2 separate regions of the Mus musculus genome follow, and region 2 is linked to region 1. The links are chromatin loops, found by intact Hi-C in ENCODE. Cell type or tissue: left cerebral cortex. All regions are shown on one strand. Each heading gives the region's core, and the rest is flanking DNA. Links, peaks and the distances in the headings are about the cores only.

Region 1 (7,890 bases), core at 2,066-6,065:
CTTCATGTGTGCTAACCAGGTTTTTTAGCATTGAGGTCTCCTCCCAGATCATGTGGCTTTATTTAAATAATAAAAGCTTTCGGTTTTATTGAATCTATCCAGTTCAAATATAAATGGGGGTTGTTAACTTTCTGGGAAATTTTATATATTTCAGAATAATAAAGATCAATGAAAAGTCAGATTTTGCATGATTCTACTCGATTTTGCTTCCAACTTAGCTTTAAAGAAGTTTATATCAGGGCCATGGGAAAGACAAAATATCTCAGCAAGTAAAGATACCTACTGCTAAGCTGGATGACCTGAGTCTCAATCCCCAGAACTCACCCACATGGTAGAAATTGCCCTTTGGTCTACACAGATGCACTATGGTATGTCTGCACACACATACACAACACATACACACATACAGAGAGAGGGGGGGAAAGAGAGAGGCTCACACAGAAGGAATGAATACGAATGCAATGCAATACGAATGTAATAAATTCTAGTTGAGGAATAAGACACAAAATTCTTTACTAGTCCTCAAAACTGTCTACATCATCAAACAAGTTCTGAGATGCATCTGCAGCCAAGAGGAGGGGACCCTGAAGAGATTCAATGACTAAACGCCATACAGGATCCTGAATGGATCCTGGGTCAGGATGAGAGCATCATGTGAAAGCCAAGGAAACACATTGTGTGGGGCTTTGGTTTGTGGCAATGTATGTAATCCGCTCATTCTTTGTGGCTTGTGCACCATACCATTGTAGGATACAATCAAATGGGAGGACATCCTGTGGGGATGCTAACAGCCTTCCCAATAGATGGGCAAATCTAAAGCCTTTAAAAGACTAACATTTCCTTTGTCTCACTTTCTTTGAATGTTGGAAGTCAGTAGACGCTGATCAAAATCAGTAGTAAGTAATAGCTCATGTTCACCCAGAGCGACCTGGGTTCTAGTAGGTTAATAGATTTATATGCACAATTTTATTTGATTAACCCAAAGATACGACAGAGGAGCGTAAATCTCAGCCCATTGTACAAATGAGGAAAGTGAGAAAAGCCAGTTAATTTGTCTTGCTTGCAAAGCAGCATTTGATGACAGAGCCCACATACCACACTATCCTGTACTCCACAGGTAAGGGACCACAAATAGAAAACACACACACACACACAGACACACATCTATACACACTCACACATCATTCTCTCTCACATACACACACACCACTTTCTCTCACATACCACTTACTCTTTCACACACACATACACACACATCTCACACACACTTATACACACTCACACACACTCCCTCACATATACACTCCCACACCACTTTCTCTCTCTCTCTCTCTCTCTCTCTCTCTCTCTCTCTCTCTCTCTCACACACACACACACACACATGCATGCACACATGCACAGTGTTGTCTGACACTCAGGACTATGAGCACTTGGACTTAAATACACTGACCAGCAAGGCTGGGCTTATATGGACTCAGGGACAATCTTGTTCTCTGCTTTCATGGCCTGGAGATGTGCCACTTAGATGTCATCTGATAGCAATATGCTTATGCAAAGGCCTACTTTTGAAGGTTGATTAATTAGTATGACAACTCTGAGTTGTGACAAATGACCCAGGAGGAAAAAAATCAGTTCTCAGGCTGTGCTCTGAGCAGCCCAAGCCCCCTCCCCATATCCCTTCCCCATTCAGGCTTGCTGTCACTGGCCACTTTTCTGTGTTCATGTCATGGCTCTGCTCAGCATCCTGTCTCTGCTGTCCCTCCTGTCTCCTTCATCTCCTCCAGTCTGCTGCTCCCCTCCCCCTATCTCACCAGATCTCCCAGGGAACTCTGAACACATTCCAGAATAAACATCCACACATGTGTTTGTAACCCTAATTCTCAGGCACAGCCTCCACAGCAACTCTGGCCACCCCTGCGGGGAATGTGAGGTTCAGTTTGTCTAAATGTAGCCAGCCCTTCCTGGCTCCCAAGCACCAGTTTTAAAACAGAGGACTCAGCTATAGACCCTTCCTAGCTATGTGGGTCGAGCCTAAGTCTGTGGGCTTGGCTGACCTTGGGAGTGGGCTAAGTCTCCTTCTTTTCTATTATGCCCCAACCTATCCATTCTCATATCATTGCTGCCTTAGCTCAGCCACAACTGCACTCCCCTCCTGCTTGAACTGGGACAAGGATATAGCGGGATCCTAGCTCATTTGGAAACCAGGCTGACACTTCCACCTCCACCTGCCTAATTTGTCTACATGTGTCTGGTTTCAGCCTTTGATGATGCAAAGGGAAACTACAGCATCACCTATAAACCTGACCACATTTCCTAGAATTGCCTGCATGTACTTTTAATACATGGTAGAAGGTGTGTGTTTGTGTGTGTGTGTGTGTGTGTGTGTGTGTGTGTTTATTTTCTCTAAGTAGACACATCCTTGGATAATTTTTAATTTACTGAGAATCCCGTCGCCTTCCCTCCTCTTCCTTCAGGTACTGAGGCCTACAGTTTCCACACCACAGCTAGACTGAGTCCCTTCTCCATGCCCTTTATGGTGTTCTCCACCCTGTGGGGAGCTACTGGAGGGGGACATATGTACTTGGGGATTCCATGGTCTCCTAAGCCAGGAAAGTGCAGTTTACTTCATGCCTGGTCTTTGCTACAATGTTCTCAAATGATAGGGTGAGACAGTCACCCCCCTACCCCCAAGACCCAGCCTCCAACACTGTCACTGTTCATTGAGGTTGCCCCCAGTATCTCCAAGAGCTACTGTCCTCTGGAGTTTCCGCTCTGGAAGCTGCTCTGAAGAAGTGGGGAGGGGTCCTCTAGAGCTCCATCTCTGGGAGGGAGCTGCTAGCAAGAAGGGCCTGGGAGTTTTCCATTAAAGCTAGAAGGACTTCCATTGAACTTGGTTTTGGGAGTAAGCCAGGAGGTCTCATGGCCAGTGGTTCCCCATCCATGACATCAGCCCCCACCCCCAGCACCTGAGGTGGGGACGCTGCTCAGCCAAGAACAGAACGCACTATGACAGTGTACCATAAGACCGCATCACCCAGTGACCTCATAGCCATCTTCATTTGCCTTAAGTAAAGCCTGCTGCACAGTGCTCATCCAACGTTGTAAGCGTGGGGGTGATGCCTTCCTCAGTTTCCTCTTCATTAAGTATCACAAGGCTCTGCTTATGTGGGGACGAGGAGGAAAACCGAACTCGTGTCTGGGAAACACGTCTCGAGGTGCAGTGGTAGGAAAGACCCCGCATTGTGCGTACAAAATGTAAAACAAGAACTGAGAATCCATAGCCATCCACCTTCGCTCACGAGAGATCCTGCCGTTCACAAACCAGATGTTTTAATTAAAACAGCGCTAAAAGAAACAAATCAATTACCAGCTCCAGTACACGATGATTTATTCTATCTCACACACGGACGATTGCTTATGAGTACCATGTAACTGCTCCAGGTGATCAGCTAACAGAAACTGCTAATGAGTAGCACCATTATCAAGGCGGACAAGGCACCCTGGGACTCCAGACGTTATTTTAATGCGGCACTTCGTTTTGAAAAATAGTTCCTCTTTCACCACAGCAGGATAAAGGTAACCTGTCTGAGGAAACCCAGACCACACAACCACCTGCCTTCATGCAGACTGGGAAAGCAGAGTTTGCCAAGACAGGAATGATTCAATTGCAAGGGAACATTCCCAGAGCCTGATAACGAGACTAGCAGGGTATAAGTTTCCCGAATCCTTCATGCAGACACGAGGCAACCATCAGCACCAAGTTGTGTGTGGCAATCAATGTGAGCCTGCATTCCTGTCGCTCTCTGTGAGGCACTGTGCCAGCATGCTCTGGATCTCCTCCTGCCCAGGGGTGTCAGTGTCCTTCTCCTCACTTACCCCTAGGCTGTCCTCTGTTCCCTCAGAAGGTCACTCTTCTGTGGATAAGCATTGCACACTGACTCATCAATTCGATGCTCCCCTGGATACTTGCACGGTTTGTCTTTAAAGTGGGGATCTCCCGACAGCTCAGACTGCAAGGCCATGAGTTCTACAAAACTAAGCCTGAATGCTAACAGCCCCACAGTGCTGAGGAGGAAGCTGTCTTGGCTTGGACTATGAGCCATGCTGGGGTGAGGTTTCATTGACGTGGACACAATGTTGTTGTAGAAGCCTGCCCAGCTCCTACATGGGCACCTAGGTTGAGAAATACAGATTCAGGGTTTCCTTTTGCCCTGCTGTCCATTCGAGCACTTCCCCTCGCAGATACTCTCCCAGAACAGGAGCGACCGCTTCCCTTGGGACACAGGGGCTGCCGATTGTAGTCCGTTTAGTACCTGCTCTTATATTGAGTTCAAGTAATGATCCATCATTGGCCTTGGATGTTCAGACTCAAAGTACCTAAAGCCTCTTCTGATGTAGCTCGCAGCTCACAGCTCAATCTCCCGGGCATCTCTAGAAAGGGACAGAAATGTGGAAGACTCACAGTTAGAGCAATCGCATTCTTACTGTTTGCTTTGTGTGTTGGTAGCACAGTGAGCACTTGAGAGGAGCTCACCAGCAGATGTCAGCACCAGAGGGCATCTCCTCGATTGACACAGAGAGATGCCTACAGCCAGTGCTGAAGCCAGATAACCAGCCACAAGGCTGTTTTTTTCTACTTGCCAAACCCAAGGCTTCACCCATTCTAATACAGTAGTGTCAGAGACTCATTCCTTGAGGTTAACCAGAATATTTGGGCAAAGTATCACTGTCCATATATAAAGAACATGTCCAGATCTGGGCAGATGCTAAGAGGAAGGAGGTAAGGAGGCTTATGGGAATGTAGTGGAAATGCGCCCTCAGCTGTAAACCACAAGTTGTTAGCGTCTATATCAGCTCAGACAGGAGGGAGGGCGCTAGCCATGATTAAAAAATAATAATAATAAAATAAAAACAAAAAAGGAGGAAAACGAAAGAAAAGATGAAGTCGCCAAACCAAACCCTAACAAAAACACCTGGTTAGGGCACAAAGCTCCTGGCTACAGGACATCTTCATGGAGATCACCAACATCTCTATGAAGGAGACAGGATTCACACCAACACTACTGTTTTCCATAAGCATCATCTATAGCGACAATCGAATGCCTCGTTTATGCTTGCACTGACTGCTCCCTAACTGCAAATGCTATTCATTGACTCTGTTCAGCAACGATCTCATGGTGTCTGATGTCTCTTGTGTAAGAGAAGCCATAGCAGGGAGACTGCAGAGCAGAGCATGCATGGCACAAGGCAAGTAAAGGTTCATAAAACAGATGCCATATCTTTGCCTAGCCTGTGCCTGGGAGCTCATGACACATGTGGTCCTTGAGCTTTCAGAGCTTAGCGGCAGAACAGACAATGATAGTGGGCAAGCCGGAAACAAGAATGGTGTGGTGGCACATGAAAGAGAGCAACAGGAATGCGCCACTTAGTCTCCTGTCAACTTGACAAGAGACTCAATAAACAGGGCTCATCCAAGGGTAGGGAACCTCAGGTAAGAAAATACATATATCCCATAGGCTCTGGTTTGTGGGGTGAGCCTGGAAGGCAAGCCAGTCAGAAGTCTTCCTCTGTGGCCTCTGCTTCAGGTCCCATCTCCAGGCTCCCGCTTCAAGTTACTGCCCTGACTTCCCTCTGTAGAAGGACTGGAAGTTGTAAGATGAAACAAACCCTTTTCTCCCCAAGCTAGTCATGATTATATATCATAGCAACAGAAAGCAAACTAGGTTGGGGGTGACCTGATCAAAGTACACTCTATGCACCCCCTGAATGTCAGGAAGAAACCCATTGTTTTGTAAAGCTAATATCCACTAATATAAATATCAAAAAAGATCTGGTGAAAGAGGTAGAGGCAGGTGAAGAAGAGAATGCTTCCAACACTGTCAAATGCTAGCGCGTCCCTCTGAAAAGGAGAATGGTCCAAAAGAACATGGAGTTTGCAGGGTCTGGTCTAGACAGGCAGAGGGTGAGCACACAGCTCACTACTTCTGTTGAGTTTAACCAGCCCATTCAGGGCTGTGGAGAGGACTTTTGGTGCCTGAGCATGCTCAGCAGTGAAGATACAGATGACTCAAGCAGGATAGCATCCTTGCTGTGGCGTCCCTGAGCTATGGAGGTGCCTCCTGGACAAGGTCATCCTCTCAGAGGAGTCAGAACTCTGTGAATGTGGATGCCAATAGCCTGCTGGGAGCCCGACACAACCTGCAGTGAGAGGAAAGCTGGGCAGAGGCGGGGACAACATAAGCTGTGTCGCTGAATATCAGCATTAGGCTGCTCAGCCATGGGCAGGAAGAGAGAGAACAAGAAAATTTGGACACCATACAATTAGAGTGACCGTTGAGCTAAAATTTTTTGCCATATTGTCTCCAGAAATCACAGGAAGACCAAAAAGAGAAGGATAAACAAATAGATAAATAAAGTGAATATGTGCTTTTGCATCTGGTGAGCCAGGAAAAGCCTCAAGGCGTTTGGATATGGGAATGGGTCCTGGATTTTGTCAGAAATGTCTCACTGATGAGGAAGTGGCACACTAAACACGTTGGGTAAAGTCCTTTTCTGACAGCCCACTCTAAAACAGGCTTCTTGTACAGTGGATACCGAATGCATTTCCCATCAAGGTCAGGCACGGGGCATGGAGTGCTCGTGTCTCCGATCACTTAACACTGGCAGTTTAAGATGCACCAGAGAAGAGCGAGCAAGTAGTGCTGTAAGAGTTGGGAAAGAAGGAGTGCACTTGGCAGACCAGAGGGTGTCGTGAAAATACAAAAAGACCAAAGAGAAATGGAGTCAAATGATGCAAGAATCCATGAGTGCCACCAGAGTAATACATACTCAAAGGCCAGGTCAGAGAAGCAATGGGAAAGACCTTAAACATGCAAGATGTTCAAAATACTTAAGATTGAACTTACCAAGAAAGATGAATACCTTAGAATAAAACCCACACACTTTCATGAAACACATGTGAACAGACACATTGAGTGTCTTTATAATAAAACCATGGTATATATTCACAAGGAATACAGCCATAAAGCACAAAGGAAGCTGATGACATGTGGAACATGGGTAGAGCCAGAGGGCATCGTGTTAAGTGAAGTGAGCTAGACACAGAAAACTTATGTTCTCGAACACAGGTGGACATTAAGAAAAAAGTTAACCCAAACATGGATTTCTGATTACGAGAGGGGGATAAATCCATACAACATTTGAATTGTGTCTGGTGGACGCATGAACGGAGACAGCATACAAACCCACTAATATACGTGATTAATGCATTCATTAATCAAAAATAAAATAGACTATAACCCCCCATGGATTTCTGACTAATGTCACAATGAAGTTAATCAACGTATAAAAATAATATATCTCCCAATGAAATACCAAGGCATTTATTTTCATGGCAAACTTCTGCAGATGACTGAAAAGTCTTGCCCAAGGCTGCAGAACTAACGTTAGCAAATGTTTCCCTGAGGAGGGAGTACAGTGTGGGAAAGCTGAAGGTGGGAGGAATCAGCCTGCCAGAATGCAAAGCATACCTGGAACCCACCACACCGGTCACACTGTGGCATCTGCTCATTGCTCACCACCAGTAGCTGAGTCCAGAAACAGCCAAGCAAGCGTGGGGACTGAGAGCAAACTAGGCTAGAAATGAGGGTGGGTCTAATACCGCCATGTGTCCCTCTGGTTTGCACTCCTTTAAGACTTGTTTCTTTATTTATTTCGAGAGGATGTGCATATGTGCACATACGCATGTACATGCTTGTGACTTGGAAGTCAGAAAGGTGCATCAGATCACCTTGGAGCTCAAACTACAGGTGCTTATGAACCACTGGACATGGGCGCTGGGAACTGAACCCAGGTCCTCTGGAGGGGCAGCAAGCCCTTAAGTGCTGGGCC
Region 2 (5,153 bases), core at 505-4,504, 72 kb before region 1:
CTACTGGGAAAGTCCTGATGGAAGCCAGGTTACTGTGGATGGAAAGTCACGGGATGTAAGGAGCTCTAATTGAAAAGAGAATGGCCTTTCCCTGGTAGTAATGTCCAACTGCTTTTGTACAGAAGCACATGTGTCCTTGTGTGGGTCTTTAATGACTGGTAGAGTGGATTGGTTAGAGAGGATAGGCTTGTGCCTCCATTTCAACAATGTGAAACTCAACAAGGGGACTTGTGGATTCTGAGAGAGACAACTCATGATCAGCTGAGGTCACAGATGCAGACTGAGGACAGGATACCAGGATACAGGACAGCCCAAATCCTGTGACCTCCCACAGCCAGTCCCGATTTATTAACTCTTGGGCATATTACCCCAGGAACTTGGCTGGTATGAATTTTTAAAAAGTGGTAAATAACCCAATTGCCTTGCTGGGCCAGACAGAACTGGGGCAAACGGAGACAAAGCCCGTCTCTAAGGGATTCAGATGTGAGCCCCCATAAAAAGACAGGGTAATTTGGCTTCTATTTTGTTCTTGGATGGGAAGAGAAAACTGTCTTACTGTTTCTATGCCCCAGGATGAAAGCATCCTCATCTGCCTGTCTGCTCATTCATGTTCTCTCTCGATGGTTTCTAGACTGAAGGGACCACGGAGGAACAAGGCTTCAGGCGATCTCTGAGGTTTATCATTCTCAATAGGCGTGCCTATACACAGCACACACATCTGGGGCCTGCTCTACTCTAGTGGGAGGCAAAGAACTCAAGGTGTAGTTGTAGTTTCTGATCTTGCTTAGACATGGCTCTCCACAGGCAGCTGTGGCTGCACAACTGGCCACTCTGTAATGCTCTGTTGCTCCAAGTGCAGAAGCTCTGGGGGGGCAATGCACACACAGCAGCGGGCTCCACCCATCTGCACGTGGGTCTTCATGCACGGGTTGCAGTGGATACGTTCTCCTCAACCCTTGGAGCTTTAGAATCCTTCAAAGGTGTCACTTCCCATGCAGAGAAAAACGGCACATCCATTGTCCCTGGACCAGGCAGCACTAGAGACTGGGAAGCCCTCACTGTGTCTTCCATGACAACCATTTCTTTTACTCCATAAAGGATGGCAAACCTGTTCAAAACAGTGACTCTGCTACTGAACCCAGTTTTCTTTACAGGCAAAGGCTAACCAAAAGCCAGTGTCACAAAACCAGAAGCCACCAGTGTCACCTTTTCACAGTGACAGTGTAGGCAAGTTGCCCTGTGTTCTAGGCATTGTTCTCAGGCTGGCATGCTGGCCTGAGGTCACCTTATTGTCACATCTGATCTATTTATAAAAGATGGCCCAAAAAAGTTTCAAAACTCGAGCCTAACCAAATAACACTGTCTGAAGAGTGAAATTAAACCTTTAGACCCAAACTCAACAAAACTTCTGCACTTAACTAAGTCTAAACCCAGCTTTTAAATACTACATGGGAGGGAGGCTGGGGCATGTGGCTTGATGATAGAGTGCTCATAGTATGCATGAGGCCGTAGGTCAGTTCTTCAGCACCCAAAATGAATGAATGAATGAATGAATGAATGAATGAATGAATGAGTGAATGAATGACTACATAGGACTGAGGATTTAGCTTCATGGTAAAGTACAAGCACAGACTGTGTAGGGTACTGGACTTCATTCTGTCCAAATAAATAAACCAATGAATAAATAAATGCGAAGTAAATGAATATATAAATTACAAACATTATTTATAACCACACACTCAACAGCAATAGAAAACATCACATTCTAGTCCCTAAATCTGTTTGTGATTTTGCCTTTTGCCACTGAACTGCTAAAGGCACCACTGCCATTTATAGACAAGCTGGAAAAAAAAATCCAGGTCTCTCCAAAGCAGATGGCGGGGCCAGCAGGCTTCAGGGGCTGTGCACACCACAGGGAGGCCAACACAGGGTGACAATATTACTGTGCCAGCTTCTGCCCATCCTCCCAGACTGCCAACTGAGCCAGACAGGACAAAGTACCTGTTGCCTGGCAACCCAACAGACTATGCAGAGCTGCTTTGAAACTGGGTGACCCAAGCATTCCTTTACACAACCAACCCCCTCCCCACCCCCGAACTCCACACGCACCACAGCAGCAGTCAAGAAAGCCAGGGTCAGTGTTCTATCTATGTTTCCAGTTCAAAGGCAAGAGCCTGGGGAATTGCTGTTCCGGCAATAAAACTCTGTGTACTTCCACTATTTTTTAATGCAGTCTGTAATACCATCTTGCTCAGGGCAAAATACCTGAGTGATAGCCCTGAGGGATTTTAACTCACTCCAATATCTCATCAAGAGCCCTGACAATCAATGCTTGTTTTGTTGGGCAGGCACACAGCCAGGCCTAGCTAAGCCCCAGGAGGGTGGATATCTGTCTACAACCCACACTGAAGCTCTTCCAATCAGGAACAAAAGGGCAAAAGGCCTGCGATCCTGTGCCAGAGAGTTTCAACTACATCCTTGACCTTGCCAAAGCAACAGTGGGCTAAAAAGGCAGAACACGGGGACATTGCCTCTGCTGCTGCTGCTGCTTCCAGTAACATGGCCACCACCTCCACCTCCTTTGCACAGGGAAAGAAGGCATAGAAGCAGCTACCCTGGAGTGAGCTTCCTTAGAGAATCCTGCAGACATGTCCACCTCTCCAGGCCTGCTAGCACCAGTGCTCAAGACAGCATTGGAGACATAGATAAAGCTCTGCCAGGCTGCCTCAATTTTACTCAATTGCAAGGAGAAGAGAAAACCTTGTTCCTTTTCCCCACAGCTTCTCCCTATGGGGAAGAGAGCCACTTTTATCTCTGCCCAAGAGGAAGTCAAATGAGAGACAGAGGGCGAGGGAACCAGGGACTGCTTTGCTTGGAGAAAGTTATAAAAAAAAAGAAAAAAACAACTATGAAGTATAGAAAAAAGCTCCAAAATACAAAGATGCATTATTGGATAAAATGTGATCTGAAAAGAAAAAAAAAAAAAAAACCCCAACTACTTATAACTATTAAACTAAGCAGTAAGTCCTGGCAAACTGAGTGGTTACGTCACAGTGTATGGTTAGCCAATCATGTTCACAATTAGAAAGGAATTTTTCAAAGATATATGGTGTCTTTCTAACAGGCTACTGGAAAAGTAGCTTTGAATCTCTATGCTTTCCCTATAAGATTAATTATTCCTCCTCCTCTCCTCCTCCTCCTCCTCCTCCTCCTTCTTCTTCCTCTCTCTCTCTCTCTCTCTCTTTCTCTCTCTCTCTCTCTCTCTCTCTCTCTCTTTCTCTCTCTCTCTCTCTCTCTCTCTCTCACACACACACACACACACACACACACACACACGTGGTAGTGAGGCCAAACACACACCTGTTACTAGATCCTTTGACCAGCCCATTCTTCATCAATCAACCCAAAGGCTTCACAAGATGGAATCCTTCTAAAGGTCCTGCCTTGCCCCCTTGATGTCAATAACTCTGCCTGAGAAATTAGAGTGCATGATGTCATTGCTTCTGGTCACATTCCTCAGTTACTTTGCGATGACCCTTTCTCTACTGTCCTTTCTTTGAGGCAGAGACCTATAACCTCTCTTACGGAGGGGGGGGTCTTCTGATGTGGGGGCTGTTCTGTGCATTGTCTCTATTCTTAGGCTTTTCATGGCATGCCCACACTTGAGGCAACCAAAACTGTCCCTGAAACCAGCAAATGTCCCCTACAGTGACAGAGCATCACCACTGTTGGAAACTCCACTCCAAGACTCATACTTGAATGGATGCCAGAGGTTTGTGTTATACCAAGTGTCTTGGAGATTCAAATCATGTTACAGAGTGTGTCAATACTAGATGTACAGTCCTTCCCAACGCATAAGGGACCATCTCAGAGTTAATCCTGCATTCAAGACAAGCTCCAGGGTAGGACTGCCTCTGAGCAGTCTCAGAGGCCATGAATTCTAGCCTGCAGCAAGCTGGAGTCAAATGGGGAAGTATGCACACGTTTCCACCTACATCAGAATCTCTCTGGATGGTCAAGCATCCCTGTTTTTTAAAGCCCCCTGTGTGATTCTAACATGAGGTGAAGATAACTTGCATATAGCTTTCAAACTTTTTAGAACCCCAAACTTCTAAAGCAACCAGAAATTAAAGGCAATTCTGGTGGATGTATTCTTTAATGGCACATCCCTAGGAAGACCTTCCTCAGTATCACCTAGGAGAAGTACAGGGCAGTGAAACAAGGAAACAAATGGAAGTGGGCAGAGTAAGATTTTCACCCCCACTTGTCCACTGTGGAGGATACCACTCGTAATTACCATTTCACTCCTGCAAAGATCAGTCCAGGATATAACTTGATGCTATGAAAACACTAAGAGACTTGAATCCTTTCTTTCTCTTTTTCTATCCCTTTCTTTCTGGCTAGAAATGAGGCTGCATCAAGACACCAGACTTACCTTCAAAAAATGCCCAAGTCACCTTCTTTTTCTCAAATGATGAATCTTCGCCAGCTTTGAGGGAGATCACTGTAAGCACAAAGATACAAGATAACATGACGCACGGCAACTCACAGCCCTGACCCACACTGTAACCCCACAAATGCTGCCATACGGTACTGATGTCACTTAAATTTATAAAGTCTACATTGACAAAACTGCCTTAAGTCTTCACAACCCAGATACCAAGGAGAAAAATAATGGCTTCCACCAAAAGTGGAGAGACCTGGGCCTCGGAACAGGCAAAGAAAGCTGTCTGTGTTTAAAAGCCAGAGAATGGCAAAGCCAAAGTATAGCCTAATGGAAGTCATGCCTGCCCCACATACTTTCAAATATAAAGAGTTTATTGATGAGTACCAAAACCAAGTAACCATTTCCTTTGTGAGTTTAGTATTTTCCATTGCCCAGTGCTCAGTATTTATTCCTAGACAGAAGCACCTGGAGTCCTGAATTGGCAGGAAGAGGCCCTGAGACAATTCTGTATGGAAGACACTGCTATAAGACAGCAGGCTCCTTCTCCTGAGATTATTTCACCTTCTTTTACTTGATGGTTGGTCAAAGGACTTACTCTGTGTTCAGTAGAACAAGTTGAGTTATAGTGTGTAAGACCTTGAATACCACTCTAGGGAACTAAACAGACAACAATATCAGGGGGTGAGCTGATTGTCGGACAGAACTT

The links. Hi-C counts contacts between places; a loop is a spot of excess contacts. Peaks named below come from ENCODE experiments on the same cell type or tissue, not always from the same donor. Only the 100,000 strongest peaks of a DNase experiment are listed, where the experiment ranks them.
Region 2: it touches region 1 in a loop (1.8-fold over the local background); 1 of 42 quality-filtered maps calls a loop at or near these places.

Annotation. Positions count from the first base shown.
Region 1 is chr14:32,813,388-32,821,277 of GRCm38, reverse strand. Tmem273 (transmembrane protein 273) reads right to left here. Exons shown (of 5, transcript NM_001163616.1): 5 at 3,310-4,431. The coding sequence ends at 4,407. Among named protein-coding and RNA genes, the nearest start is that of Fam170b, 17 kb to the left of the region's middle. In left cerebral cortex, for the core only: a CTCF peak has its summit at 4,520 (motif pointing right); no DNase peak of the experiment used is centred there.
Region 2 is chr14:32,886,305-32,891,457 of GRCm38, reverse strand. Vstm4 (V-set and transmembrane domain containing 4) reads right to left here. Exons shown (of 8, transcript NM_178791.5): 3 at 4,436-4,504. Among named protein-coding and RNA genes, the nearest start is that of Gm36674, 26 kb to the left of the region's middle. In left cerebral cortex, for the core only: no CTCF peak of the experiment used is centred there; DNase peaks (open chromatin) are centred at 2,019 and 2,421.